Linked DNA regions of Homo sapiens: all the other regions are linked to region 3. A link is an interaction called in ENCODE POLR2A ChIA-PET data of the cell type or tissue named here. Cell type or tissue: OCI-LY7. All regions are shown on one strand. Each heading gives the region's core, and the rest is flanking DNA. Links, peaks and the distances in the headings are about the cores only. Region 1 overlaps CD46 (CD46 molecule). Region 2 overlaps NUAK2 (NUAK family kinase 2). Region 3 overlaps DYRK3 (dual specificity tyrosine phosphorylation regulated kinase 3).

Region 1 (10,493 bases), core at 5,134-7,633, 1.1 Mb before region 3:
CATTATCTGCTTCTTAGTAATTGCGACATTCTTGAAAAGCATGTGAAACGGGTATAAACTTCAACTCTGTGCTTAATTCAGAATTCCTGTTTGTTCTCCTCAAACTTTTATCTTCCTAAAGCATCTTGCCAGAGACTACAAAGGAAAGGAACATTTACAGAGCACTATAAACATGTCTTTGGACAGTAAAACAGTATTTATTCTTCTACACTCTTGATTTTCCAATCATATCTTCCTCAAGGCAATGTTTCTTTGGCCCAATTTGTGCAACTAAACATAAAATTTCAAAACACAACTTTTAACAGTGTGATATGAAATGCAGTGGCAGTCCCTGCTTTTCGCCTGCTGGCTTCTTTGAAAGAAACTGCTTGGCTAAGGGACTCAGTAGAGGGCTGAGATCTGCCTGAGTATAAAGTGCTACCTGAGCTATATTTACTTCTTCCATCCCTTGGTACAATCAACAGCAAATAGACAAAATGAAGTTACCTTCCTGAGATACATGGCTTACTTTGTACTCTGCCTTTTAGGAGATGAGGTAAGACATATACATAGATGGCTTTTACTAGCCAAGGCAATGTAAATGGACTAAGATTCTCATGTGACTTGAGGTTATCTGATGAATTTATTCTCTTCAAAACCACCTACTTTTAGAGGGCATGTTTAACCCCTCTCTTTATTTAAGGAGGGAGAGAAAAACACATGTAACCAGAATTCAGAGTGGGTTACTCAACCTAAGAGAACATACGGAGTTCTCTTTGGGAAAACAACAAGACTACAGTGTTCACTTCGCACCATGAAGTGGCACTCCTGTTATGGCTGTCAGAGTCCTCTCACTTCTTATGAAAGGATGCATCTGATTCTGAAATTACTGATATATTCGATCAGTTAGGGATGTTTTAAAAAGTGAAAACAAATGCCACACATACACTTTCTAGCTTTCTGAAATCACCGAACACATTACAAAAAATAGAGAATTTACCCTATTAACTTTTAGAGAATTTTCCAATAATATTCTTGGTTAAAGAAGCCAAGTTTGTGCATATTCCCAATTTTCAGTGTTCTTGTTTTTATGCACAAGAGCCAAAGTAGTATACACATATTTTTAAGGGCTTTTTACAATGAACGATATATAAAATACATTCTATAGTTGGTGAAAGAATAATCTTAAGAGTTGGCATTAATCTTTGAACAAAAAAGATTTCAAGCCACTTTCTTTACAAAGAAAATATAATTTCATTGTGAACTATATTTCTCTAATTTTGCCAATTTTATAAAATACAGCATATCCCTGCTTTAATACAACCAGGCATGCTGTGCTGACTGGTCCAATAAATCTAAGTGTTATTTAAGGGAAAGCAGGCAATCTGTTCATACCCAAATTCATACAAGTTTCAAAGAAGCATCAAAGGATGCTACCTACATTCAAGCCACATTGCAATATTAGCTAAGCCACAGTTGCACTCATGAGAGTGAAACTACAGAATAACAACTATTGAAGATTTTAATAGAGTCAAAAGATGAACTGGCAAACCAGGTTGTGGAATCTATTCAGCCTCTCTGCTCTGCTGGAGTGGTTGATTTAGTCTGGTAAGTGGCATATTCAGCTCCACCATCTGCTTTCCTGCAAACCAAGGTATAAAGATCATGTCAAAGATAAATATAATTAAGTACAGAAATTAAATTCCAGAAGCCTATTCAGAAAATGAACAATTAAAAAAATATAGTAATGAGCCACCAACCTGGGAAATAAATTATTCTTTTAAAATAATTTCAAATGTTCAACTGGTCTCACTGTAAAAAAAACCTTCCTTTATCCCTGTCTTATATTTTTGATCCCCTCCAAAACAAGAAATAGAGCAGTAGCACACAAAGTACTTAGTAACTATGTCCTCATTTTGATGTAGGGCCAATGGGAAAGACTGGAGACAAACGCATGCTTTCCTGATCCCTCCATTTTAAAGCTGTAGCTCTGGCACAGAACCTTTAAAAAGATAGTGGTTCTAACTGTTCAAGTATGTGATGCCTCATCTACCCCTCACTGTCAAGAAAATCATGTATTCCACTAAGAGTCTCCTAAATAACTAAAGTTTACGTCACACTTTTAGTATAACAATAGACATCTTTATAAAACCTATTATTCTAGTCTAGTGCTGGCCAAAGACAGATGATGCCAGTCATACATGTAATTTAAAATTTTCCAGAAGCCACTTTTAAAAACATAAAAAGGCAAAAATAATTTTATTTTCTTTAACCGAGTATAACCAAAATATTGAGATGTATTTTACATTTTTTTGGCTTAGTCTTTGAAATCCAGTGTGTGTTTGACACTTGCAGCATACCTGACATTGGACTAGCCACTTTGGAAGTCCTTAGCAGTCACGCATGGCTATTGAACTGGACAGCACAGCTCTGGGCCCTCCCTGCCTTAGTAAATTGACTTTAATAGACAAACGAAAACCAAATTCGGACCAGTCATTATTTACTAGTATGTGTGCCACAGCAAACACATTGCCTTTCCAATGTCACAGCTAAGCATGTTAATTCTGGATACTTTAATAACCCATTTATGCCTAGTGTTCCATTACTGGAACGCTAAGCATGTGGAATTTATCTCCTACTGCTCAAGGTCATCGCCAGGGTCTGACTGCAAAAATTCAAAAAATTGCAACCTCAGGCGTAAACGGGTTGGTTCTTCTTTGCCGGGGAGGCCATCATTATGGTTCTCTACTGCGTCATTACTATACTTATAATATTGCAGTTCCCTAAGGACTGTTGTGATGACAGACTTAATGGTTTGGCCTGTCACTGAATTCTCCAAGACCACTATATTTTTCTTTTCTTTTCTTTATTTTTTTTCCTTTGAGACAGAGTCTTGCTCTGTCACCCAGGCTGGAGTGCAGTGTGGTGTGATCTTGGCTCACTTGCAACCTCCTCCTCCCAGGTTCAAGCAATTCTTGTGCCTCAGCCTCCTGAGTAGCTAGGATTACAGGTGTGCACCACCATGCCCAGCTAATGTTTGTATTTTTAGTAGAAACAGGGTTTCACCATTTTGGCCAACCTGGTCTCAAACCTTAAGTGATCCGCCCGCCTCGGCCTCCCAAAGTGCTGGGATTATAGGTGTGAGCCACCAGGACTGGCCACCACTATATTTTTCTAAGTAAATATTTTTTTCCCATAGTAGTAGAATCTCTTTCTTTAAATAAAGTTTTAAATAAAAATCCAATCTATGCCAAAGATAAAAGGCATTAACATAAATTTAAAGAAACATTTATTGGATATAACAATGAAGCTATTTTGAAGATGGCAAAATATTAACTACAGCATTCATTAAATTATCTTCAAATGTTTACAGATACCCTGAAGCTCAGAGAGAGTCTAAAAACTATTTTCCTAGTTGGCTTTAGTCTCAAAAGTGTCCTAAGAGACTAAGAAGATATAGTAGGCTTCCCTTATCCACGGTTTCACTTTGCACGGTTTCAGTTACCCATAGTCAAATACGGTCAAAAATATTAAATGGAAAATTACAGAACTACGTTTTAGATTGTGTGCCATTCTGAGTATCATGATGAAATCTCACACTGTCCCACTCCATCCCTCCCGGGATATAAATCATCCCTTCGTCCAGCATACCCATGCTGTGGACACTATGTGCCTGTTACTCAATAGCTGTCTTGGTTATCAGATTGACTGTCACGGTATCACAGTACCTGTGGTTAGGTAACCCTTATTTTACTTAGTGGCCTCAGAGCACAAGAGTAGTGATGCTGGCATATTTTTATAATTGATATTATTAGTTATTAGTTATTGCTGTTAATCTCCTACTGTGCCTAATTTATAAATTGAATGATCATAGGTATACATGCTTAAGAGAAAACAGTATATATAAGGTTTAGTACTCTCCCAGGTTTCAGGCAACCACTAGAGGTTTTGGAATGTATCCCCCGTGGATAAGAAGGAACTACTGTATATAGGACTGGGTAGGCCCAGACCGCCAATTCTGGTTGGTATGTTTTGTCTTTCCCTTTCCTCCTGTAACCAAAGACATCACTTTGCTTTTACTAAGAAATTGTCCTTCCAGCTGGCCTTTGTAGATCCTGCTCCCAAACTTTTAATTATAACCTAGGTTAGGGCCTCACATTATAAGAGGTGGGATATGTATCTCCATCTCTTCCCAGCTCTGCGGACACACATTCTAGCACAAACAGAGGAATAATTCCAGTTCAGTTCAAAGACAGAAGGTGGACAGGGTCCAAGGGTTTAAGGCAATGCAATCCATTACTTTTCAAAATCTGAGGACTTTTTTGTTTTCCTTTGATATGCTAAAAATATCCCAGCCCAGGGAAACTGATAAAATGTCTTTACAGAGTTATTTATACGTTGGAATTGAATAAATTTACAAAACTAAGTAAAATATATTTTGGTTTCTATAAAAGGGCATTTTTCCTCCTTGCACTTAAAATGAGTTGATTCTGTGGTTATTTCCCAGTTGGCTCACAAATTCTTACTTTTGGATTCACAGCTGTTTTACAAGGTAGAAGTGAGATCGTCTGATAAAAGGACTAGGGGAACATAACTCTATTTAAAGCCTACGTCAAAGCCTGTCAGTACACATTATGTTTTCAAAGGGAATGGTATAAGAACACATCAATAATTTAGCAAAGGGAACAGGAATGTAAATTTCCTCTTTGATATTTACTGCCAATATCTCTTTGCTCAGGTTATTGATATCTATATATCCACTGAATATTTTTCAAAAGAAAGGACATCTGAAAATAAACAACAGAAAACAGATACCTTTTAATGATAAAAGCAAACCTTTCTCTCATCTCTCCTTCTCAGAGAGAAGTAAATTTTACTTCTCTGTGGGTCTCATCAGTTAGGTATGTGCTGAACAGAGGAAGAGAAAACGGCTGAATAAAATAGTGACTTCAAACCAAAAAGAAACGAGTAGCATAACAAGTGGGATAAAATCCAGTGTAAGAGAGTAGCAGGAAAGCTGAGAATTAGGTTCATAACTTAAGACTTTCTCATTCTCACTGAAGGACTGGAAACATGAATTTTGTGCTAGAAGCTACTTGAACTTTGAAGTCATATAGATCATCCAGCAGATAAACAGACTGGAAATTCCTGTTTAATATGTTTATCTTTGAAGCCATTTTGCATGAAGTGATTCATGTCAAAATGTTTTCAAGGAATAACAGATTGTTGGGGAGAAATGGTACCGGTCTCTAGCACTCTTGATTTTTTTTTTTTTTTTTTTTTTTTTTTTCAAGACACAGCATCTCACTATGTTGCCCAGGCTGATCTCAAACTCCTGAGCTCAAGCCATCGGCCTGCCTCGGCCTCACAAAGTTGCTGGGATTACAGGCGTGAGCCACCAAACCCGGCCTAACACCCTCAATTTTGAGGGAATACATTGAGTATGTATCAAATCCATGTAATATTATCTAGAAATCAACTTTATGACATCATGTATTTTCAGATGTCTCTGGACTTTTACATTAAGAAGTGTCTTCCTGTGGCACATCTGTTTTCAACCTGAGGAGACATCGTTGCAAAACTTTGTATTACATGGCGTCTCATATTTCTGAGATGGATCTAATTTTGTAAGGATGCTTTCTAAACTAATTACAAAACATTTTTGTAGTTGCTCAAAAATTTTTGAAGGGTTAAATGCTCAAGAATTTAAGGGCCAACTAGAAAAACATTTAAGTTAATTTGATCCTTTTTTTGCCCCATGTCACTATATGCCCCAATTACCTGAACTGACCACTATTTTTAATAAAGTAATTGGGTCAGTCAATATTAATGTAACATTAAAAGTCAGTTTAGGTTATACAAAATAATAAATACCATTAATGGAAAAAAGGAAAAACTATTTGTCACAGGTAATAAATATATAAATTATGTAAATAACTTTCACTAACTTAGCCAAACTGTCACTTATCCAGGGATGCTTAACTAGAGTTAAAAAATAATCATGCATTTAAAAAAAACCATTACTTAAATATTTATGTAAACAAAAGGCATCTGTTGTTCAGAAGCACAGTCATGCCATGCAATACAGGACTGAAGCAGTAGCAAAGACAGGGCTGTGGCTTCCAAGACTAAAAAGTATGGTAGAAGAATTAGTAAAGAAAGGAAATGGGAAGGGAAAAGGAGGGAGCATGTGGATGGGACCTGTTTCGGACCCACTGGTATCCTATACTGTTCTCAGCTGAGAGCTATGAAACAGAAAAGTGGCAGAATACTTTAACCTTTTGCCCACTTTTTATCAAGTAATGTAAATGATGTTGGATGATCTTAAAATGACTCCTTACACTATTTTTGTATTTTGAGATGAAGGCTGCAGAAGAGTAATTACGTTCCCAAATCACCATAAATACCAGTTTACAAGAAATACATTTTGTGCCAGGCTTTAACAACAATTTGAGATTATTTGTGCCTGCTAGCCTGCTTCCAGTTACCCCCGGAAGTGGAGAAGTGCCTCCAGACATTTTATAGTCTTTATAAGAAGTTTCTAAGGCCACAACAGCCAATCTGGGGGGACAAGATTATGGACATTAAACAGTGCAAAGAAAATAATGGAAATCTTTGGGGTTTTTTTGTGTTTTTTGTTTTTGAGATGGAGTCTCACTCCGTCACCCAGGCTGGAGTGCAGTGGCGCAATCTCGCTCACTGCAAGCTCCGCCTCCGGGGTTCACGCCATTCTCCTGCCTCAGCCTCCCAGAGTAGCTGGGACTACAGGCGCCCGCCACTATTTTTTTTTTTTTTTTTTTGTATTTTTAGTAGAGACGGGGTTTCACCGTGTTAGCCAGGATGGTCTTGATCTCCTGACCTCGTGATCTGCCCGCCTCGGCCTCCCAAAGTGCTGGGATTACAGGCGTGAGCCACCAGGCCCGGCTGGAAATCTTTGTTTTTTAAGAGTTAAAGAAGGTAAGAAAAGCCAAGTACTATTTATTACCCCATAGCCTTTTTTTAAGGATACACATGGATGAGGAATCTTAAAAACTTCAATTATCTTAAATATTAGAAAAATTTGCCAATAAGCTTCATAGTGTTTCTTCAGACTTCAACAATATAGGCACATCAGTAGTGGGCAACACCCTGGTCAGTGTAGCCCAGGCACAGCAGCAGCATCAGCACTGGGAGCTCACTAGACAGGCAGGGTCTCAGGCTCCACCCCAAACCCAATGAATCAGAATCTGTACTTTAACAGATTTCCAGGTGACTAATGTGCACATTAAAGTCAGAGAAACATTCCTCTAGACTCTGAAGAAGAAAGATAAACCACCCTCACATTCAGTTCAGCTATCAAAATAACATGGAACTACAAAATAATAGATCCATAAAGAGAGCCTAGCTTTGGATTCAGCCATTACATATGCTGAATTTCCAATCGAGTATGTTCCTGTCATAAAAAGGGTAACATCTATTCTAAAAGATTCCCACGCAGTTTATATTTTAAAGTTCAAAGGCAATTAGGAGTTTCGTCTCTCACACCATTTTCTGGACTATTTTTCCTCAAGTTGTGCTACTATTTGCAGGATTAATTATGTTGCATTGGCTAAAGATATCATACCTTCCCAAAATATTTTAAAATTTTAATAATGGCAACTGTCAGTTGGACCCTATGCTGTAAAATATGGGCTTTAAAAAAAAATCACTGGACAAATTAATTTTGGAATCTCAGTTCACTACTGCTATTGAACCTTTCATTTGGGAGTGTAACAGTCAGATAACTGTTGAGCTTTAAAAGACCCATTAAGGCCGGGCGCGGTGGCTCATGCCTGTAATCCTAGCACCTTGGGAGGCCGAGGTGGGCGGATTACCTGAGGTCAGGAGTTCAAGACCAGCCTGACCAACATGGTGAAACCCCATCTCTAGTACAGGTACAACAAATTAGCCGGTGGTGGTGGTGCACGACTGTAATCCCAGCTACTCGTGAGGCTGAGGCAGAGAATCCCTTGAACCCAGGAGGCCAAGGTTGCAGCGAGCCAAGATTGCGCCATTGCACTCCAGCCTGGGTGACAGAGCAAGACTCCATCACAAAAAAGCAAAAAACAACAACAGAAAAACCATTAACTGCTAGCTAGAGAGAGTTTGATTAATACTTGTTAATGAACCTTTAAAAATTCTGATGCAGTGATATTTTAAACAAAGAAGGAAAATAAGCAGAATGCGACTTTGTTTTGTTTTCTTTAGAACTTGTTTCTACGCAAACCTTATGGATTTGTAAAAATATTCCATTGATAATATTTTGTACTCACGTTGTAGATATGTAACTTTTAGAATATACAACTGATAGATAAATCAAATATGCATATCGTGTTCCATTAATACAAGATTTAAGATTCAAGTGAAGGGATTATGGGTATTTCAAAAGATAACCAAGTAATATGAAAAAAGTTTGAGTTCCTTATGAGTAAAGCTTGTACTTTTATGACTTAGCCCAAACCTGATGATCAGTATAAAAGGAATATATATCATAAAACCATGAGTACCAAAAGTCTTAAAATTATTAGGTTTGATTTCAAAGCTATTTCTAAAACTATAGGGGAAAACAGTTTTTAAAAATCAGTAAAAATGAATGTATATTATCTTTCAGAAATTTCAAAGCACCTAATCTTAGTCTGTGTTCCAGGATTCATTCTAAGTCTTTTGTTAAACTGTAAGCTCTTTAACTAAAATTTGAGTTTGATGTTTTAAAACCCTATTTTCTTTAGAAGATATGTACTTGTACATTTTTCTTCTATTCTAAACCCACTCACTTTTTACATTTTTATATATTAAAAGACACAGTTAATTGAGGTACCTTATAGATCTAACCCCTCTCAGCAATTTTAACTTTAACCCTATCAGTTTTACTGCAATCTGGTAAATTCAGAGAACATAAGAGGGAAATCGGATAGTGTTGTTTTGAATCCCCCAGTTTAACATGTATAAATAACAACTTTAAATGAAAAGACACCAAATTGGGTATTTAAATGATATGCCTACATAGCTTCTTGCAACTAGCTAAGCTATATAGACAAGTGGAAACTTTCATTATAAAAATTCCAGTGAATACAACTGTCAAAGTCTCCACAGTGAAATACTTTAAATTTAATTTTGGCCATTAGTGCAATTTTGGAAATAGGGAATAGGGTAGAGAAGGCCTCATAGTGAGTGGTCCATGATTTGCTAAATAACTTAAACCTCAAATCCAAAAGAAATTTTTCTTAAAGTCATAATAGCTGTAGGAACTCTGCACAGATGTTTTTATGTTGCAGTGATGTTAGAAGTAGCTGAAAATATTTTTAGCAAAGAAATGCAATTGGTAGGACAAACTAATGCAGGCATTTTTTTAAAAAAAAAAAAAAGATAGCATGCAATACAGATTACAAACTGAAGCTGCACAAAAGCATGTTAAGTATAAGAAGGACCAAGAAGTTAAAAGAAACATGCTTTAATTTACCCTTTCTTCTTCCTCCTTTGAAGATATCTGTACGGGACAACACAAATTACTGCAACTCCAACAACTATAAGAAACCAGGAAACAAATGACATATAATTCTGAAAACTAATCACCAAGATTCAACATCTAGCAGAAGAAATAAATGTTGGTTACATTTCAGTGGTCAAATGTTATTTAAGCACCTACACATTTATATTCCATCCAGACTCTTTGCTATCTAAATCCAACTCCCCATAATCACTTACACAGTCCATAGTAAGTCAGAGAAAAGTCCTTGCTTAATTTAGAAAACTATCAAAAGCACATTTGGGAAGCCAACTAATATTACTGATCATCTTGAGAAAATATGTATTACTTAGGCTTTGTTACTAAGTAGATATACAGAATATAACAGAGTATAAAATCACTAACACAAGGTAGGTAGTTAAGTATATCAAATAAAAAGTCAGGTTTTCCTAAATCGGTTTAACCAATTTACAAGCTGAAAAAACTATAGAAACTGAAAAACTATTTTTAAAATGCATGTCTTCACAATAATTTTTTGACTTAAGTGGTGTCAAAATTTGTGATACTTACCTATGGCAATAACAATCACAGCAATGACCCAAACATCTGAGAAAGAAAACAGTTCCAAGATGTTGAACACATGGATCTCCAGATAGCATTTATTTCAATCAGATCATCTAAACACTTGATATGGTTTGGCTGTGTCCCCACCCAAATCTCATCTTGAATCGCAATTCCCATAATCCCCACGTGTTGTGGGAGGGACCCCATGAGAGGTAATTGAATCATGGAGGCAGTTTCCCCCATGCTATTCTCATGATAGTAAGTTCTCACGAGATCTGATGGTTTTATAAGCGGCTTCCTCCTTCACTTGGTTCTCATACTTCTCCTTCCTGCCATCATGTGAAGAAGAATGTGTTTGCTTCCCCTTCCTCCATGATTATAAGTTTCCTGGGGCCTCCTCAGCCCTGCAGAACTGAGTCAGTTAAATCTCTTTCCTTTATAAATTACCCGGTCTCAGACTGTTCCT
Region 2 (10,493 bases), core at 2,857-5,356, 1.4 Mb after region 3:
CTCCAGCATGTAACATTTTCCTGTCTGGTATGGGCATCCCTGCTGACCTCCCCCATCTCTCTCAGGTGGACAGCTGGTCCCTGGGTGTTCTCCTCTACATCCTGGTGCATGGCACCATGCCCTTTGATGGGCATGACCATAAGATCCTAGTGAAACAGATCAGCAACGGGGCCTACCGGGAGCCACCTAAACCCTCTGGTGAGTAAGAGGTGTGGGCGTTCTTATCCAGGCCTGGGGTGTCCTTCACTCATTCCTAAGGCAGAAACTACACAGTGGCACTAAAGTCAAACGGGCAACAGTCCATCATGGCCCATGGTAGGTTAGGGTACCCTCCACCGTATGTCCAATGTTGAGACCTCTGGGGAAGGAGGGGATAGCTCTTTCTTTCCCACAGGGGCATGTTTGATTATATTTGGGAAGTGGTTCCTAAGGTCTCACTTAGATCTTCTTTGCTACAGTTGTCTCATTTCCTATTGCTTTTGTTCTCATCTTCAGAAATCTTTTTGTCCTTCACTATGACTCAGAAGGCAGGAAGAAGGGTGTGAGAGACCCAGTTTACCCTGAACACAGTCTCTACCCTCAGAGGGTTGAATTTCAATGGAGAGAGAGAGGATAGACACCAACATACACACAAGGGCTTATGAAGGGGTCACAGTCCTGAGGGGTCAGAGGACAGAGAGGCAGCTGGAGGAGTCAGTCCAGGAACTCTGGACTGGGGAGCTGTCCTGGGCCAAGGCATGTATAGAGCCCTAGGTTGGAAGGGACGCATCCGACCCAGGAGTATGCAGTGTCATAGCTCAAAAGGGGATGAGCTGGGGACAGGGGACAGGGAGTGCCTATTCTGGGAGCTGCCAAACTGAAGCACCTGCCTTTTGTCTTCCAGATGCCTGTGGCCTGATCCGGTGGCTGTTGATGGTGAACCCCACCCGCCGGGCCACCCTGGAGGATGTGGCCAGTCACTGGTGGGTCAACTGGGGCTACGCCACCCGAGTGGGAGAGCAGGAGGCTCCGCATGAGGGTGGGCACCCTGGCAGTGACTCTGCCCGCGCCTCCATGGCTGACTGGCTCCGGCGTTCCTCCCGCCCCCTCCTGGAGAATGGGGCCAAGGTGTGCAGCTTCTTCAAGCAGCATGCACCTGGTGGGGGAAGCACCACCCCTGGCCTGGAGCGCCAGCATTCGCTCAAGAAGTCCCGCAAGGAGAATGACATGGCCCAGTCTCTCCACAGTGACACGGCTGATGACACTGCCCATCGCCCTGGCAAGAGCAACCTCAAGCTGCCAAAGGGCATTCTCAAGAAGAAGGTGTCAGCCTCTGCAGAAGGGGTACAGGAGGACCCTCCGGAGCTCAGCCCAATCCCTGCGAGCCCAGGGCAGGCTGCCCCCCTGCTCCCCAAGAAGGGCATTCTCAAGAAGCCCCGACAGCGCGAGTCTGGCTACTACTCCTCTCCCGAGCCCAGTGAATCTGGGGAGCTCTTGGACGCAGGCGACGTGTTTGTGAGTGGGGATCCCAAGGAGCAGAAGCCTCCGCAAGCTTCAGGGCTGCTCCTCCATCGCAAAGGCATCCTCAAACTCAATGGCAAGTTCTCCCAGACAGCCTTGGAGCTCGCGGCCCCCACCACCTTCGGCTCCCTGGATGAACTCGCCCCACCTCGCCCCCTGGCCCGGGCCAGCCGACCCTCAGGGGCTGTGAGCGAGGACAGCATCCTGTCCTCTGAGTCCTTTGACCAGCTGGACTTGCCTGAACGGCTCCCAGAGCCCCCACTGCGGGGCTGTGTGTCTGTGGACAACCTCACGGGGCTTGAGGAGCCCCCCTCAGAGGGCCCTGGAAGCTGCCTGAGGCGCTGGCGGCAGGATCCTTTGGGGGACAGCTGCTTTTCCCTGACAGACTGCCAGGAGGTGACAGCGACCTACCGACAGGCACTGAGGGTCTGCTCAAAGCTCACCTGAGTGGAGTAGGCATTGCCCCAGCCCGGTCAGGCTCTCAGATGCAGCTGGTTGCACCCCGAGGGGAGATGCCTTCTCCCCCACCTCCCAGGACCTGCATCCCAGCTCAGAAGGCTGAGAGGGTTTGCAGTGGAGCCCTGAGCAGGGCTGGATATGGGAAGTAGGCAAATGAAATGCGCCAAGGGTTCAGTGTCTGTCTTCAGCCCTGCTGAACGAAGAGGATACTAAAGAGAGGGGAACGGGAATGCCCGCGACAGAGTCCACATTGCCTGTTTCTTGTGTACATGGGGGGGCCACAGAGACCTGGAAAGAGAACTCTCCCAGGGCCCATCTCCTGCATCCCATGAATACTCTGTACACATGGTGCCTTCTAAGGACAGCTCCTTCCCTACTCATTCCCTGCCCAAGTGGGGCCAGACCTCTTTACACACACATTCCCGTTCCTACCAACCACCAGAACTGGATGGTGGCACCCCTAATGTGCATGAGGCATCCTGGGAATGGTCTGGAGTAACGCTTCGTTATTTTTATTTTTATTTTTATTTATTTATTTATTTTTTTGAGACGGAGTTTCGCTCTTGGTGCCCAGGCTAGAGTGCAATGGCGCGATCTCAGCTCACCTCAACCTCCGCCTCCCGGGTTCAAGCGATTCTCCTGCCTCAGCCTCCCTAGTAGCTGGGATTACAGGCGCCCGCCACCATGCCCGGCTAATTTTGTATTTTTAGTAGAGACAGGGTTTCTCCATGTTGGTCAGGCTGGTCTCAAACTCCCGACCTCAGGTGATCCACCCACCTCGGCCTCCCAAAGTGCTGGGATTACAGGCGTGAGCCACCGCGCCCCACCTAACCCTTCCTTATTTAGCCTAGGAGTAAGAGAACACAATCTCTGTTTCTTCAATGGTTCTCTTCCCTTTTCCATCCTCCAAACCTGGCCTGAGCCTCCTGAAGTTGCTGCTGTGAATCTGAAAGACTTGAAAAGCCTCCGCCTGCTGTGTGGACTTCATCTCAAGGGGCCCAGCCTCCTCTGGACTCCACCTTGGACCTCAGTGACTCAGAACTTCTGCCTCTAAGCTGCTCTAAAGTCCAGACTATGGATGTGTTCTCTAGGCCTTCAGGACTCTAGAATGTCCATATTTATTTTTATGTTCTTGGCTTTGTGTTTTAGGAAAAGTGAATCTTGCTGTTTTCAATAATGTGAATGCTATGTTCTGGGAAAATCCACTATGACATCTAAGTTTTGTGTACAGAGAGATATTTTTGCAACTATTTCCACCTCCTCCCACAACCCCCCACACTCCACTCCACACTCTTGAGTCTCTTTACCTAATGGTCTCTACCTAATGGACCTCCGTGGCCAAAAAGTACCATTAAAACCAGAAAGGTGATTGGAAGCAGGCCCTGCTGTTCTCTTTGGTGACTGAGGTGGGGAGGGATGGTGCTGAGCAGGTTTTTGAGCCTTCTCCTAATACTCGTTCCCCTAGGCTGCCAGGGATGGGAAATAGAAAAACTGCCGAATCAAAACAAACGTGAGCTCAGTAGCTCTGGCCTGACCCTATTAAGCACACAGGTGGGAAGGCCCTGGGCCCAGGGTCCCAGTTGCTCTTCCGGCCTTTGGCACTAAAGTAGAAGTGGATTTGGCAGATTATCCCACCCTGCCCCCACCACCTGCCTCCTTCTCCTCCCACCCCTGCTCCTGTCTGCTTGAGCCCTGCTCCTGCTGCGTAAAGACACCCCCACAGCCTTTATTCTCTCCCTCCTAAGAAATCCCCTTTACTCTGGTGCTGGGCAGCTTTTCCCCCCTCCGTCCTCACTGCCTGACTCCCAGAGAAAGCAAAGAATGCCTGGAATGTCCACCCCCACCGTACGCCAACTCCCTCAGCCCCCTGCAGAGCATTCCCCACACGCCTGCTCCATTGAGAAACTCCCAGGCTCCGAGGGCTGGGGATGAAAGGGAGGATGAGGACAAAGTGCCGGCCAGCAGCCGGCTGGCTCTGGCTTCAGGCAGCCTCCCTCCCCCACCCCGACCCACTCTGGTAGTCACAGGAGGCCTCCAAACGTCCCCAGCTCTGGCTCTGGCCCCACAACACACCTGTCCTGCCGGCTGTCGGTGCCTGCCCAGTGGAGCGCGTTGGACCTCCCCTCCCACACCTGGAGAGCTGAGCTGGCAAAGTCACTAGTCTGCAAAGGAGATGGGGAGGGCAAGGCAACTATGAGGTCAAGATGGGAGAGCAAACAAGACATTGCTTAGGCGACACTGGAGTACTTAGGTCTTAAGTCTCTGAGGTCCTACTCAGTGCTGGAACTCTGGGCTAGACTCTGGGTAAACATGGAAAAAATCCAGGGGGTGGGTTTATCTCCAGAAGCTTAGAGTTCAGCTGTGGGGGTAGCAGTGCTCCTTTATTCATTCCTCTCATGAATCAAGCCCTTTTGTGTGCTAAGCTTAGTAGAAGACAGAGGTAATTGCTGTATCCCTGGTGCAAAAAAAAAAAAAAAAAAAACAGAGATCTTAGCCTCAAGGAGGTTACAGGCTGTGGGTAAGGTAGCATGCAATTCAGTGAGAAATTGTTATTGGTTCAGATCATGTTGAAAGGGAGTTTGGGGACGGCGCGGTGGCTCATGCCTGTAATCCCAGAACTTTGGGAGGCAGAGGTGGGCGGATCACAAGGTCAGGAGATCGAGACCATCACGGCTAACACGGTGAAACCCCGTCTTTACTAAAAATATAAAAAATTAGCCGGGCGCGGGGGCGGGCGCCTGTAGTCCCAGCTACTCAGGAGGCTGAGGCAGGAGAATGGCGTGAACCCAGGAGGCGGAGCTTGCAGTGAGCAGAGATCGCACCACTGCACTCCAGCCTGGTCTCAAAAAAAAAAAAAAAGAAGAAAAAGGGAGTTTGGATGATGGAAAGAATTGCATCTTCGGAGATAATAATAGGGGCTACCATTCACTAAGTGCTTATGGGTCAAGCCCTTTAGGTGTGTTACCTCATGTAATGCTCACGATAGTCTTGTTAGTTCAGTACTATTTCTATCATTCTCATTTTATAAAAGAAATGGAGACTCAAAAACATTAAGTAGGCCAGGCGCAGTGGCTCACATCTGTAATCCCAGCACTTTGGGAGGTCGAGGCAGAAGCATCACTTGTCAGGAGCTCGAGACCAGCCTGGCCAACATGGTGAAATCCTGACTTTACTAAAAATACAAAAAATTAGCCGGTCATGGTGGCGCACTCCTCTAGGCCCAGCTACTCGGGAGGCTGAGGCAGGAAAATCCCTTGAACCTGGGAGGCGATAGTTGCAGTGAGCTGAGATTGTGCCACTGCACTCCAGCCTGGGCAACAGAACAAGACTCTGTCTCAAAAAAAAGGAACTTGATAGCAAATGGAGAAATCAGACCTCAAACCCAGGTTTGGCATCCCACAGACTCACTTGAATGGCATGGTGTTTGGAGAATTGGATAAAAGAATGTAAGTGAAGGAACTATAAATTTATATGCCAGGTTTATTTATAAATATTTATTATATGAGCATCCATTATATGCCAGGTTCTTTTGCAGGCACAAGGAATATGCCAATTTCCCAAGTGCCCTTTCCTAGTCTCCACAAGCCCCAAGAGAAAGCTAAGAAAGAAGAGAGTGAGGCCAGGCGTGGTGGCTCATGCCTGTAATCCCAGCACTTTGGGAGGCCAAGGTGGATGGATCACCTGAGGTCAGGAGTTCGAGACCAGCCTGGCCAACATGGTGAAACCTCGTCTCTACTAAAAATACAAAAAAAATTAGCCAGGCATGGTGGAGCATGTTTGTAGTCCCAGCTGCTTGGGAGCCTGAGGCAGGAGAATTGCTTGAACCCGGGAGGCAGAGGTTGCAGTGAGCCTAGACTGCGCCACTGCACTCCAGCCTGGGTGACAGCAAGACTCAGTCTCAAAAAAAAAAAAAAAAAAAAAAAGAGAGAGAGAGAGAGAGTGAGTGGGAGAAGCAGAAGAGTGTTTTTTTGTTTGTTTGTTTTTTTGAGACAGAGTCTCGCTCTGTCACCCAGGCTGGAGTGCAGTGGTGTGATCTCGGCTCACTGCAAGCTCCGCCTCCCGGGCTCACGCAATTCTCCTGCCTCAGCCTCCCAAGTAGCTGGGACTACAGGCGCCCACCACCACGCCCGGCTAATTTTTTGTATTTTTAGTAGAGACGGGGTTTCACCATGTTAGCCAGGATGATCTCGATATCCTGACCTCATGATCCGCCTGCCTCTGCCTCCCAAAGTGCTGGGATTACAGGCATGAGCCACTGCGCCCGGCGAGAAGCTGAAGGGTGAGGGACAGGACTAGAATTGGAGGGGATGGAGGAGAGGAGGACACAGTGGAGGGAAAGCCTGTACCTAAGGGACGCGCAGGGTGTGGAATGGGGAGGGAGGGAGAGGACACAGCCCTTTCCATCAGTGCTATCTCAGCAGGGGCTGGGGGAGGTGGACTTTCAGGAAAGGAGAGTCCTAACATCTGTGTCCTAACATAACCATTCGGTCCTAACATCTGTGTCCTCCTGCATCTGCTTATGTAACCTCTTCTAAGCCAGGTGGAGGGAAGGGTGGGCAAGGTGAGGGGGTGGATGTGGGGGAAGCCTTCTGGGGAAAGAAAATCTGAGCTGGAAGAGAATGTCTATTTTCTTGGTTCCAAAGAGACCTAGATGAGGGACTGTGGATCCCACCCTGCACAGCCCTTCCCCTCACCTGCCTGGATGCTTCATATCAAAAACATTCCAGAAACCAGGCTCACAGCGATGACGTGGGCCCCCAAGGGAGAAGGCTGAAGCTGCAGGAATATTTAGTGCCACATCAGTGCTTCCGGAATGTGAAGAACCCAGATGATGACGAGGGTTGGGGGAGGTGGGGAAGCAGCTTTGAGAGACAGCAAAGGGCCTTCTGCAACCAGGACCATGAAATCCTGGTAGGAATCCTCTCCCCATCCTCAGCCCTTTCCCGGGGCAAGTCCAGGCAGTCCTCTGTGTAGAGGGAGGGAAACTGCAGCAGCATGTTAGTACCCACCATCAAGATGACCCCTTCACCTCTCCCCCTGCTCCATCCCATCAGCTGCCTTGGGCCCTCCTTGGGCAGATAAAGTGAGAGGGGAGACAGTGATCCAGAGCACTGTTGGGAAGCAACAGTCCTCTGCAAAGCACAGTGCCCACACTCCAGTAGAGCTTCTAGAGGCGGACTTCAGCTCTGCGAGTCAGAATCTGAAGCCCGCTGACTGATAGCCCACACATGTCTTGAGGACAAGGATGGACCCAGGACAAAGGAAGAGTCCTGGGTCTTAGCTGAAGAGTCTGGGCACTTTTAAAGTAGGGGAAGGGGAGTGGGTGGGAATCACATAATAGATGACACGGTTGATCTTCTGGAAAAGAGAATAGATGTACAGGCCATGGCTCAGAGAGCAGGACCAGGACAAGGACCAGGACCAGGACCAGTGAGTGGGGGCTACTGAGACACTAGATTCAGCTTGATAAGGCAACCACCTACATAGGACATTCATGCAGGCCGGGCGCAGTGACTCATGCCTGTAATCTCAGCACTTTGGGAGGCTGAGGCAGGTGGGTCACTTGAGGTCAGGTGTTCGAGACCAGCCTGGCCAACATGATGAAACCCAGTCTCTACTAAAATTACAAAAATTAGCCAGGTGTGGTGGCGTGTGCCTGTAATCCCAGCTATGCAGGAGGCTGAGGCAAGAGAGTCACTTGAAACCAGGATGTGGAGATTGCAGTGAGCCAAGATCACACCACTGCACTCCAGCCATGGGGACAGAGCAAGACTCTGTTTCAAAAAAAAAAAAAAAAAAGTATGATGTTCATTCAGTCATTCAGTCATTCATTCAGTATTTACTGAGTGCCAACAGTGTATACTGTTCCAGGCTCTGGAGATACATCTGTGAACAAAACTGAGATTTTTGTCTTATGGGGCATCCATTCTAGTGGAGAAAGACAAGTATAGTAAATAAGTAAATGATATAGTATATTAAAAGGCCATGGCCAGGCACAGTGGCTCAAGCCTATAGTCCCAGCATTCTGGGAGGTCAAGGCAGGCAGGTCACTTGAGTCCAGGAGTTCCAGACCAGCCTGGGCAACATGGCCAAACCCTGTCTCTACAAAAAAATGCAAAAGTTAGACGGGTGTGGTGGTTCACATCTGTAGTCTCAGCTACTCGGGAGGATGAGGTGGGAGGATTGCTTGAGCCTGGGAGGTCAAGGCTGCAGTAAGCCAAGATTGTACCACTGTACTCCAGCCTGGGCAAGAGAGTGAGAACCTATCTCTAAAAAGAAAGAAAGAAGAAAAATTAGTCAGGAATGGTAGCACACACCTGTAGTACCAGCTACTTGGGAGGTGGAGGTGGGAAGATTGCTTGAGCCCGGGAGGCAGAGGTTGCAGTGAGCAGAGATTGCACCACTGTATTCCAGTCTGGGCAACAAAGTGAGACGCTGTCTCATAAGTAAATAAATAAATAGACCTGGCATGGTGGCTCATGCCTGTAATCCCAGCACTTTGGGAGGCAGAGAAAGGCAGGATCACCTGAGGTCAGGAGTTCGAGACCAGCCTGGCCAACATGGTGACACCCTGTCTCTACTAAAAATACAAATATTAGCTGGGCATGGTGGCAGGCGCCCGTAATCCCAGCTACTCAGGAGGCCGAGGCAGGAGAGTAGCTTGAACCCGGGAGGCAGAGGTTGCAGTGAGCCAAGATAGTGCCACTGCACTCCAGCCTGAGCGATAGAGCAAGACTCCATATCAAAAAATAAATAAATAGTCATGATAAGAATTAGGAAAATACTAATAATAAGGATGGGGTATGGGGATGGAGAGGAGACAGGATTGAAATTTTAAATAAGGGTGATCAGAGAAGGCCTTCCTGAGAAGGTGGCATTTGAATAAAAACCTGGTGGCAGGGGTTGGGGGTGGAGCTAGCTATGTGGCTATCTGGGGGAACAGTGTTCAGGGTGGAGGGAACAACCATTGCAAAGGCCTCAAGGCAAGAGCAGGTTGCAAGTTCTAGAACAGCCATTGATGCTGGAGCAGAGTGCATGAGAGAGTAGCAGAAGACGTGTCAGGAGAGGTAACAAGGGTGGGGAAGGTAGATTACACAGGGCCTTGTGAACCATTACATGGGCTGTGGCTTTTATTCAGAATGAAATTGCCAACCACCAGGAAGTTCTGAGCAAAGGAATGACATTTTTTTTTTTTGAGATAGAATTAAAAAAAATTCTTCTGCTTGTTGAGACTAGCCATGGGAGGGTCGACATTGTCCAATTCTGGAAAGAGGTAATGGGGCTTGGACTGGAGTCAGTAGTAAAGAAATGACAAGTTGTCAGATTTCTGACATATTCTGAAGCTAGAGCCAACAGGCTTTCCTGATGGATTAGATGTAGGGTATGAAAGAAAGAGAGAAACCAAGAATCACTCCATGGTCTCTGGCCTGAGAAACTTGGAGGGTAGAGTGTCCATTAGCTGGGTCGGGGAAGACTTGCAGATGGAGGAGGTGTGAGGTGAAGTCAGAGGCACTTAGGCCTCCAGGCAAAGATAAGTGGTATGAGGAGCCTGGAGTTTGAGAGATTTGGGTTGGAGATAGAGATGTGGGGGTTGTTGCTAGAAGGAATTTCTGCTTCAGGTGAAAAATCCCGCCAGATGATACCTGAAGAAGTCCCTTCTGGCTGTAAAGATCCTAGGATTGTATTGACTAGGAAAGCAGTTCTTTCCAAAGCTTCTCTGATATGATTATGTGGGGAGGTGGGCAGTGCTGCAATGAGGAGGCATATTTGGCCTGGTGGGGACTGGCTTTCTCCATCCGATAAAAAGTCTTTTTTTTTTTTGACACAGGATCTCACTCTGTGGCCCAGGCTGGAGTACAATGGTGCAATCTCAGCTTACTGCAGCCTCGACCTCCTGAGCACAAGCGATCCTCCACCTCAGCGCCCCCCTGCTCCTCCAGTAGCTGGGACTACAGGTGCATGCCACCACACCCAGCTAATTTTTTTGTATTTTTAGTAGAGACGGGTTTTGCCATGTTGGCCAGGCTGGTCTCGAACTCCTCACCTCAAGAGATCCACCTGCCTCAGCCTCCTAAAGTGCTGGGATCACAGGCTTGAGCCACTGGGCCTGGCCAAAGTCTTTCACAGATTTTTATAAGAATGTTAGAAACGTCACCCTTGGACCAGGGCTCTGCCTCTGACATTGGCACCTGCAGAGGGGTTGTGAGTCGCTTTATACAGCAGAGGCCCCAGGTTGGGAGAAGGATTCCCAGTCAATCCTCTTTCTGTGTTTCAGAACTTCCTACTTCAGATCCCTGAAGGAGCCTGGAAGCGGATCACAGCCCAGGGAGGGCACGGGAATCTCTGCATTTTCACAAGCACGGCAAGTGGCTCTGATCACACTAAAGTTCCAGAATTTACTCAAGGTGAGGGCCTGAACCTACCTTAACCTGGAAGATTTTTACTCTGCCAGGCATGCAGCTTCCCTCTGGGATGAAAATCTTTCTCTCTTTCTCATTCTGCCTCTTTTTGGCTCTGAAATCCTCTCCTCACCA
Region 3 (10,493 bases), core at 2,590-5,089:
TCTGCTTCTGTCTCCCAGCTGGACTACCAGGTTGCTGAAAATCCATTTCTGCGTTTTATCCTTGGTACACGGCAAAATGGCTGTGCATGGTTTGTGCTCAAAAAAATGTTTACTGCCGGGTGGGTGCAGTGGCTCACTAATCCCTGCACTTTGGGAGGCCAAGTTGGGAGGATTGCTTGAGGCTAGAAGTTCAAAATCAGCATGAGCAACATAGCAAGACCCCATATCTACCAAAACAAACAAAAAAATTAGCTGGGCATGGTGGTGCGTGCCTGTAGTCTAAAGTAGCTGGGACTACAGGTGCACACCACCATGCCCAGCTAATTTTTGTATTTTTAGTAGAGACGGGGTTTCACCATGTTGGCCAGGATGGTCTCGATCTCTTGACCTTGTGATCCACCCGCCTCAGCCTCCCAAAGTGCTGGGATTACAGGCATGAGCCACTGCGCCTGGCCGTAAAGAAAAAAAAAATTAAAGTTTCTTGATGCTGATGAAATTGCCTGCTTAGGAGCATAGAGATTTGCTATATATACTCTTCGCCCCTCTGGATCCACTCTCCACCCTTCTACACTGTGCTCTGTGTGCCACGAGGATGGCATTTTTTTTTTTTTTTTTTTTTTTTTAGTGATGGGGATCTCACTATGTTGCCCAGGCTGGTCTTGAACTCATGGGCTCAAGTGATCCTCCCACCTTGGCCTCCCAAAGTGCTGGGACCGCAGGTGTGAGCCACCGCACCTGGCCAAGGATGGCATTTTTTGACTATGCCAACCAGACGTGGCTTCCGATTAAGTTAGGCCAATGGGAGGCACAGGAGTAAGATAAGCTGGCACTAGGATGAGGCCAGCACATTTATTCCCGTGATTTCTCCCCACTCTCCAGAGGTTGCAGTGCCTGCCATCCTCTACCAAAAGCCACAGCTTCTGTCAGGCAGGCAGCTCTCTCCTACAACCTCATCCACCGCTATTGCTCGCTAAGATTCCAGCAACCACTCCCTTCCTTCTGCCCCATGTGGCTATCCTGGGTGTACTTCACTGTCCCTTAGTAGTTTCCCGAAACCCTGCCCACATTTTATAAATGGTGTCTTCTTTCGACTACCCAGTTATCCTACCTTGAGGGGGATTAGATACAGTACCCTCAGGAATGTCTCTGACCCCCACATCTAGCTCCATGTTGTCAGGGCTCCCCAGATGCCTGCTTGACATTGGTGCATTGATCCCAACCTGGCTCAGAATCACATTTGTTGATTATATTCCAGGAAGTCAGATGCTTCTGCATATAGCCCAGTTCCACCTTGATTTCTTAAATTTCCCAACCAGAGAAAATGGGCATTTGTCCCCAGTGTTAGGATTAATCTCCATGGAGTCTGGAGTTCCAGAATAGTCCTTGAAATTACAAATTATACTGGTTTCCCTCCCTATATGTCCACTGTTTTTCTAGACCAATTAGATATGTAAACTTGTAGTTGGTTTTTTACAGAGGAGGGACAATTTCTCTCTTGAAAAAATTCTATTGGCCGGGTATGGTGGCTTATGCCTGTAATCCCAGCACTTTGGGAGGCAAAGGCAGGCAGATCACTTGAGGTCAGGAGTTCGAGACCAGCCTGGCCCACATGGTGAAACCCCGTCTCTACTAAAAATACAAAAAATAAGCCAGGCGTGGTGGTGCATGCTTGAATCCCAGCTATTTGGGAGGCTGAGGCAGGAGAATCTTTGAACCCGGGAGGCAGAGGTCACAGTGAGCCAAGATCATACCATTGTACTCCAGCCTGGGCGACAAGAGCACAACTCCATCTCAAAAAAAAAAAAAACAAAAAAAAACTATTATCTAGTTGAGAGCTATTGAATGTGTCCTGCCTGCCCATGCCATGGCCATCGCTCTAGCTCGGGCTCCTGGAGTTCAGGCATCTTGGGGCCTACGACAACTCCTGTTCCCTCCACTCCCCATTCCACAGCACTGTATCATCCCACAGAGCAAGTTTTCTGTCCCTTCAGGATCCCTAGACGCCCCTATCCAGCCAACCCACTGCAATGAACAGGTGTTCTGGGGGTTGCACTGGTCCAACCACAATATATGTGGTACTTTCCTCAGCAACAGGATCTGAGCAAATGAGCCTCTTGACTCAAGGTCCCCCAACATCTCAGGGAACTCAGATCTGAACAGGGAGGTCTTCAGCTTGCTGAATCCTTTAACCTAGTTCTGGAACTTCAGTAAAAAGAAGTGAAACTTCTCCCAGGAGCCTCCCACTGTCTCCTGGCCTAAATTGCCTAGAGGGCCCTGGGAGTGGGATCTGAGACATGCTGCCTAAGGGGAAACTGAGGCCTAGAAAGGAGAAGCAGCCACAGGCCTGAGTCCCAGGAGAGAGGCGTGGGAGGAGGGAGAAGTGTCTGTGTTGCTGGAGATAGGCAGATGCTAGCATTCTGAGCTGGAAGGGGTGGAGGAGGGGGCAGGAATGCATGAAGGGGGTCAAAGCTATGGGAAAGAAAAAGATATGCAATGGTGTGTGTGTGTGTGTGTGTGTGTGTGTGTGTGTGTGTGTGCGCGCGCACGCACCGGGTGGGGTGTGACGGAAACAACGGCTTTGGCCAAATTAAGATTTAGTCCTGGAACTTCTGCCAAGCTTTTTCTCCCTTCCAGTCATCTGCCCTTACCAACGTTAGGCAGTCACAGTGTCCTTACGAACGTTATCACCCTTTCCCAGTGCCCACAGCTGGAGGCTGATAGCTGGAGGCGGACTGGCACTGGGGCAAAGTCCGCCTGTCCGGCTCCCTTCCTGGCCCACTCCCTCCCTGGCCCGAATTGCCCCTGCCCACTGGGCCTCCCTGTCCACCAGGCCCTGTAAAGAAGAGCTGGCACCCTCACCCCACAGCTCCTCATGCCAGGACAGATACCTGAGCTGGGAGATCACCCGACCTCTCTTTTTAACCCGCCTCGGCTCATGTGACGGGCTGGAGTCCAGGCAGACATATGCAGGTCAGGCATCCAGGCAGGCCACACAGCGCTATTTATTTCCTACTGGGTTCTCTTCACGCAGAGCTGGCAGGGTGGGACTTTCTCATTGTATTTAAGCCCCAGCTGGCGCCACAGAACTGCCCCAGCCTCAGCCTTTGCCCCTTTTCCAACCCAGTAGGTAAAAATAAACCCATTTGGCAGCTTTGGGGAGTGGGATGGGGACTGCTGAAAAGGCGCTGTAAACACGGCAGTGGGGGCGGGGTGGGGTTGGTCGCAGCAGGGAGGGGTCATAAACCCTGGCTCTGCTGTGAACTAAAGGGACGGGTGCTTGGTCTCTCCAGCTGGGCACTCTGCCTCCCACTTCTTCAGCTGGGAAGAGCCTGGGCACCATTCATTCGCAATCTCTGAGGCAGAAGGCACTGGAGATAGTGAGTGGTCACTGGTGCTGCGGGGTGGTGGCTAGGGTAGAAAGAAGGGAAACAAAGAGAAGTAAATGGTCATGGCTAGTGAGGGACGCTTCGTCCGAATGGGTCTTTTGAGGAACACTTGGCTAGGACACTAGTTCATGTCTACCATCATATGTATCTCACTGTACTTCAATTCTTAACATGTTTGACCTTCCATTAAATATGTGTGTTATGTTTGAATAGATCCAGCACAGCGCCTGGCCCACCGAGTACACTGGGCATTTACTGAGCGACTGAAGAGAAGGCAGAGAAAGGTGGAGGCGGGGCCTGGCGCCCCCTGGGGGGAGCCCCGTGAAAGTGCAGCCGCAGGGGTTGGGGAGGTAGGACATTTCCCACCCAGGAGGCTCCCGCAGCTGTTCCCTACCAGGTTTCTAACTTTACAACTTCGACTCTGTGGTCTGGGAAATCTCCGCCTTGTGTCTCCCTCCGGCCCCGGCCCAGCTTTCCCAGCGACAGCGGCGCCTCCCCTTCTGAATGTAGTAGAATTTAAGCCTGGGACTAAATAAAGAACAGAGGAAGTCCTCTCTTTGAAATGCAGCTGCCCCAGGCCAGGTTGGGCTAGGAAGGGGTAGCAGTAGAGTGTGTGACACAGCGGTTGGGAAACAGTTGTGACTGCAGGAAGACCCACCACGGAAGCGCCTGCCCCTCATTATTTTAGCAGCATTGAGGGGAAGCACCTGTGGTCCATTGCGCTTCTTGGTCCTCCAAAGAGCTCTGAAGCCTCCTCCCTCTCACTCATGCCACTTTGCCTGGACATCTCGCTGGCATTTTACAGCAACTAGTGACTTCAGTTCCAACGGGAAAAGGGATGAATGAAGAGTGTTTGCTGAGAGGGGAATGGAACCAGGACAATGTGGGACGCTGGCTCAAAAACTCGGGTGAAAGATCTCAGGGATGAGGTTTCTGAATTCATCTCGTGTATTCACCTCAGTCTCAAGTCTCTGGCTGGGATTGTTGGTGGGACAGAAGTAAGCAATGTTGTTTTAGCAACCAGAGAAAACAGCAACGCAGCCAGCTACTTGTTGAGGGAAATGAGGGAATCGGGGAAGAGAAGTGGGGAAGAGAAGTAGGGAAGCCTGGTCTGCTGGTTCCTCCTCCCCTGCAGATCTCAGGATGGCTAATCTGGGATAGAATCAGTTTGATGAGGGAGCAGAAAAAGCCAAACCCCTGATCTGAAATCATGGCAGAGAAACCTGAAGGGTAACCCCATTTCATCTTCAACGTCAGAAACGGAGGGTGGTGAGAGCCAAGTTGCTACTGGATAGCATGTCTTCCATGCCTTTCATTCCTACCATCTTTTCTCCTCCACCTTCAGCTCAGGACACAAGCCCCTTACTCTATACTATGCACAGACTCAGAGAACATTCTCTTCTGAAACTATCTCCCCTCCCCATCCCATTCACTTACAGAGTTACACAAATTTTAAACCAGAACAGAGTGCAGATAACTTGCTGGCAAGTTTTCTCTAAAGCCATGGCCTAGCTTTTGTTAGATTCTAAACATATGGTCAACAATGCTGCTGACGCTCCCTATCCTTGATAAATGCCATTAGGGTGCTTTTTTTGCACACAACAGTTGCTCAAGTCACTGGTGAAAGAATCAATGCACCAACAAAAGCCTATATAGACATGCTTGAGAACAGCAAAAGTGAGTGCAGCTTGGGTCAGGGCTCCACCCTGGGAATGATTAAGAATTCTCTGCAGTGGTTCAGATTGGGTGTCCTGGATCTGCTCCTCAATCAGGAGATCATCAACAGCCAGATTCAAAGGCAGGGCTGGGCAGCCTCTGCAAAACGAGGTCAAATCATGTCCAGGCTCACTCTACTGGAAGGTCAAGGTCAGTCCTTAGCATCTGCACAGACTAGCTGCAGTCACTTTATGTTTCTGCTTTTGGACTGACAAATTCCTTCCTAGAAAGTAAAAAGCAATGGGCAATGCACTAGTAGCCCTCATTGCCATTTTCACTGCCTTTTCTACGCGCTGATAGTTTTTGTCTTAAAAGGCATAAAGAGCCATGGGAGTATCCTGGTTTGTGGTGCCTTTGATCATGGGGTTTTTGTTGTTTTGTTTTGTTTTCGAGACAGAGTCTCCCACTGTTGCCCGGGCTGGAGTGCAACCTCGGCTCACTGCAACCTCCGCCTCCTGGGTTCAAGCGATTCTCCTGCCTCAGCCTCCCGTGTAGCTGGGATTACAGGTGTGTGCCACCACATCCAGCTAATCTTCTGTATTTTTTGTAGAGACAGGGTTTCACTGTGTTGGCCAGGCTGGTCTTGAACTCCTGACCTCAGGTGATCCACCCGCCTCGGCCTCCCAAAGTGCTGGGATTACAGGCTTGAGCCGCCGCACCCGGCCTGATCATGGGTAAATTTTAACAGCGATATTGCAAGCTGAATTTTCTTTTAAATTCTGCCTGCTCTATAATTCCGCTAGCAGCAATTAATGTCTCCAACCTGGAGTTGCTCCATGTGAGTATAGGAAGGTCCATGTCTAGCTTTAGGCTGGGGTCCCATAAGGCAGAAACCCTGTTCAAGAATCCAGGGAAAGCTGAGAACAGTGGCTCATGCCTATAATCCCAGCACTTTGGGAGGCTGAGATGGGCAGATGGCTTGAGGCCAGGAGTTCGAGACCAGCCTGGCCAACGTGGTGAAACCCCATCTTTACAAAAAAAAAAAAAAAAAAAAAATGCACAAGCACACAAAAAATTGGCCAGGCGTGGTGTTTCATGCTTGTAATCCCAACACTTTGGGAGGCCGAGGCGGGTGGATTACCCGTCAGGAGTTCAAAACCAGCCTGGCCAACATGGTGAAACCCCATCCCTATCAAAAATACAAAAAATTAGCTGGGTGTTATGGCGCATGCCTGTGGTCCCAGCTACTTGGGAGGCTGAGGCAGGAGAATCATTTAACCTGGGAGGCAGAGGCTGCAGTGAGCCGAGATCGTGCCACTGCACTCCAGCCTAGGCAACAGAGTGAAACTCCATCTTCAAAATAAAAATAAATACATAAAATTAGCTGGGCATGGTGATACATGCCTGTAGTCCCAGCTACTTGGGAGGCTGCAGTGGGAGGATCACCTGAGGCCAGGGAGGTTAAGGCTGGAGTGAACTGTATTCGTGCCACAACAATCTAGGGGACAACTCAAGGGTGGCGGAAGGCAGTCCCTGTTAGGTATCCAATTAGCTCCTGTTGCCAGGGCAATTGTGGCTCAGGGCCAGATCAGAAGCAGGCTGGAGCAGAGCCCACAACCCCTAAGAACATTGTTTTCCTCTTTCATTTACTCAATTCCCTCAGGCTTTAAAAGTTATCCCACAGACTGGGGTCTGGGCCTAAGAAAAACACCCAAACTTCCCAAATAAACTGTATTCCTTATTGCGTGTCAGGTTTCATCCTTAAGCTGAGCTTGGGCCCCAAGAGGGTAAATGGGAGAGCTGCTGATTCGGGTTTCTGGGAGATGGTTAGCCCTGAGCACTCTACATGTTTTCCCATTTTCCTTCACAGCAAGGCTGGAGCTCACAAACCAGACTGTGAACAGAAGCTCTGGGTACTAAAGGAAGAATACTGGTGGACTCTCTGTAAGGCTGTTTCTCAGGGCAGCCTTTTCCCTTCCCAAGATTTTCTTTCTGTATCATTGTCATCAAGCAAGAGAGGCTGTACCTGCAGCACAGCCCTAATTACCCAGCGACTGGTACTCACCTCCTTCAGAGTACAGCACACAAGTTCCTGCCTGCGACAGTTCTCAGCCTTGGTTTTGAAACAATCAGGATGCTAAAAAATTCTCAAAGCAATTCATTTTTATTTTTTAAAAAACACCCCAAAATAAAAAACCACTGACTCATCCATGCCAAACTGCACTTTCCAGAGGAAGCATGTCAGCAGACTCAAACGGACAATGGACAGAATCCCATGACACCAAAGTCATTCAAACCTGATGCTTCAGAGGCTGACATTCTGAGCTGAAATAGCCACAGGTCACCACTTGGCCTGATGTGGGACTCTCCTTTCTTTTTAGTCTATTCATGTGGTGGCAGAAGATGTGAGACTCTAGTCTCCAGTCAGGGAGGCTTCTCCTGTTATAGAAAAATATTAGAGTCTAGGCTTGACTTAGCGATGGGTGGGCTATATTAAGAATCATACCCTGCTTCTTCAAAGTCTAGACGATGCATTTGTAGTTCTGGCTTCTCTCAGGGGTTGTGGATCTCAGGGACCAGAGAGAGCTTTTAGTCCTTTTATGGATGGGTTCACTGTGACTCTAAAATCTTTTCTCATTGAAATTAGCCAGCATAATTTGACAGACACTCAGAAAAACACCCTAATCATATTAGGCTGAAGGCCAGGTCTGGAAGTAAATTCTTTAAAAGTTTGGGCTTCAGGAAGGATAGGTTGAAGGTGAAAATGGAGTATGTTAAAATGGGGATATTAAAAATATATTTAAAACTAGGAGGCTAATCCCTGGCAGAAGAGAACTCTTCTTTGATTTGCCAATCCCTGGCCTTTTCTTACTCCTTATTTGTACTGACTCCAGGTTTTCCATAGCATGAATGCCTGCCGCTGCTCTACGCATAGTAAGTTATAGCGTTCTACAGATTGGTCATCTAGACCGAAGACACGGAGGAAAACATGTTCTGGCAATTCTACCTGGCTCAAGGTGTAAGTATGTATTTTTAATTCTCAGAGGAGAAAAAGCATTACAGAGGCAGTCTAGAACAATCATTGTCACCTTTCCAACTTCCGTGTTGATGACATCAATAACAGATGGAAAAGAAATAATTAAAAATAAAGGAGAAAGAGTTTTCCATGATTCACCAAAGTAGTAGGAGTATTCTGTCAGGAAAGCTTAGAACCATTTATCAGCTGCTACCTAAAATTTAGCATTTAACTTTAATTATGCCTAGTTACGAATTAAGCAAAACAGAAAGTGTTTTAACATGACCAGCTGCTACAGATTGAAATAGTTTCACAGTAGAAATTTTTATTTTTTTATTGTTCTTTTTTGATTATGCAATAAGCCCCCTTCTTAACAGATTGTCACAAAAACTAAATTGTAATGACATTAGCCAGCTAACCTGTCTGCCCCAACTCCCTTAAACACCAAGGAATAAAGCATACTAATATGGTCATAAGTCAAACTTCCTCTGGGAAAGAAGATCCAGGCTAGACTCTTTCAGAGCCCCTGTGGGGCAGAAGCAGAATCCTTACATCATAGTTAGGTTTTGGTGGTATTCATTTTTTTTTCATTATTATCAAGGTAACTGTATCTAACACTGGACCAGAAGAAAATGTCCTTAATCCTTATCTCATTACCCTTTCCCAAAAAGAAGACATCAGAGATTGTGTGGGTCAACTTAAAAGAAGAGGCGAGCATGCTCCTGGTTCATGGAAGGAAATGAGCTTCCATCATCTGCACATGATCAGCGGGCATCAAAATCTGTTAATTCAGAACAATATGAAGACACACTCCCATTTGAAGCTTACTTTCTAATCTAAGGAGAAATCATGATAGCACATGATGAAAGAGTACATCAATAACTCTGAGGGTAGATGGTAGGATAGAATACTAGAAGATGAGCAGGTATTAGGTGGATTAGCCAATTTTCCATATTGAAAGAAAAAATGAGGCTGGGCACGGTCGCTCACACCTATAATCCCAGCACTTTGAGAGGGTAAGGCACATGGATCACTTGAGCCCAGGAGTTCAAGACCAGCCCGAGCAACATGGTGAAACCCCCTCTCTACAGATATACAAAAAATTAGCCAGGCATGGTAGCACGTGACTGTAGTCCCAGTTACTCTGGAGGTTGAGATGGGAGAATCACCTGAGCCTGGGAGGTTGAGGCTGCAGACAACACTGCGCCACTTCACTCCAGCCTGGACGACAGAGCGAGACTCTGTCTCAAAAAGAAAAAATAAAGAAAAAGAAAAAATGACTTGGGGAATGAAATAAAAATTCTAACCCAACTCTCACCGTGTCAGAAACAACTTGGAAATTAAAATTTGTCAATTTAGAACTCAGTAAGTCACCTAACCTAACCAGTTTGACTGAAATGACTAGAAGAAAAATGGCTAAAGAACAATCCAGTAACTGAGGAAGAGACAGTCTGAATTTCTGTACTAACTCTGATCCAATTCAGTCACTCATTGCTATGGCTGGGCAGGGATCCAAGTGAAACTTTTAACAGTGGCCAATAAGGTGGCATAGAGTTACTGCCTCTAAAAACCACAACTTGTCCCTAAGCTTGAAACCCAACCATAAACTTCCTCAAATCCATGTGGACGAGCACCATGTTTTTAAGCAGCCCACTCTCCTCAAACTTGAATTGGCCTGCAGAAGACAGGTATGCCAACTTCAATGACTCTGCTCTGCATCACTCTCTCGGTTGCCAAATTGAGGCAGAAACATCCATTTGCCTTCCTGTAGCTTTCTAAAATCTGTCTACAGTGTAATGAGTTGTCTATACACTTTCCCTTAGCCCAGTTTCAGTAACCTTGTAGTCCATTCGATACACAGAAATAGAGCACGCACCAACCTCAGCCACAGGCCCCTTTCTCTCCCAAGTTCAGGCACAGTACTGGCTAGAACTCTCACTAAAAACACAAACACCAAAACACAGTGTACATCAGATGCATATGGGGTAGTAATGCTTTTAACAGTTTGCTTACAGGAGCAGTTCTTCAACACTGATAACAACTGGCAAAACAACCTCAACATATGCTCTGCCTAGATAATGCAGGAGATCCTTAAATTTCTCCAAGTTAGAAAATTCAGGACAACAGCAATATGGTGTTAGAGACTTCAGATCTGTGTCAATCAGATATAGCCTTGCTGCCACCTAAAGATGTGCTCGCCACCCCACACATGGCTTTAGCAGCAGTTCCAAAGGCCAATGCATTCACTCTTGGAAGACAGTGTCAGCTGTCTTGACACTGCTGCTGGCTACATTTAACCAACTCTATGATGTGGTACCAGAGCCCAAGAAATACATCAAGCCAGATCATTCTGTCCAAACATCCCAAGGAAACATGTGCCTTGGACAGCACCTGAGTGGGAACAGGCTGCTAATGTTGATATAAAATGCAAAATA

What was found. Peaks named below come from ENCODE experiments on the same cell type or tissue, not always from the same donor. Only the 100,000 strongest peaks of a DNase experiment are listed, where the experiment ranks them.
Region 1: POLR2A ChIA-PET joins it to region 3 with 5 read pairs; 2 of 35 experiments call an interaction of 5 or more read pairs at or near these places.
Region 2: POLR2A ChIA-PET joins it to region 3 with 12 read pairs; 1 of 35 experiments calls an interaction of 5 or more read pairs at or near these places.

The regions. Positions count from the first base shown.
Region 1 is chr1:207,784,647-207,795,139 of GRCh38, reverse strand. CD46 (CD46 molecule) reads right to left here. Exons shown (of 13, transcript NM_172351.3): 10 at 10,034-10,069; 11 at 9,458-9,521; 12 at 4,795-4,887; 13 at 1-1,621. The coding sequence ends at 4,836. Among named protein-coding and RNA genes, the nearest start is that of MIR29C, 12 kb to the left of the region's middle. In OCI-LY7, for the core only: no CTCF peak of the experiment used is centred there; no DNase peak of the experiment used is centred there.
Region 2 is chr1:205,294,904-205,305,396 of GRCh38, reverse strand. It overlaps NUAK2 (NUAK family kinase 2), which reads left to right. Exons shown (of 7, transcript NM_030952.3): 6 at 66-198; 7 at 884-3,334. The coding sequence ends at 1,947. Among named protein-coding and RNA genes, the nearest start is that of NUAK2, 22 kb to the left of the region's middle. RefSeq lists enhancers at 524-1,374, 2,228-3,079, 3,080-3,932, 3,722-4,016, 3,933-4,784 and 2 more. In OCI-LY7, for the core only: no CTCF peak of the experiment used is centred there; DNase peaks (open chromatin) are centred at 3,516, 4,046 and 5,319; H3K4me3 peaks cover 2,187 bases; H3K27ac peaks cover 2,500 bases.
Region 3 is chr1:206,651,853-206,662,345 of GRCh38, reverse strand. It overlaps DYRK3 (dual specificity tyrosine phosphorylation regulated kinase 3), which reads right to left. Exons shown (of 3, transcript NM_003582.4): 3 at 7,188-10,493. Among named protein-coding and RNA genes, the nearest start is that of DYRK3-AS1, 21 kb to the right of the region's middle. In OCI-LY7, for the core only: a CTCF peak has its summit at 3,689 (motif pointing left); DNase peaks (open chromatin) are centred at 3,705 and 4,005; H3K4me3 peaks cover 973 bases; H3K27ac peaks cover 799 bases.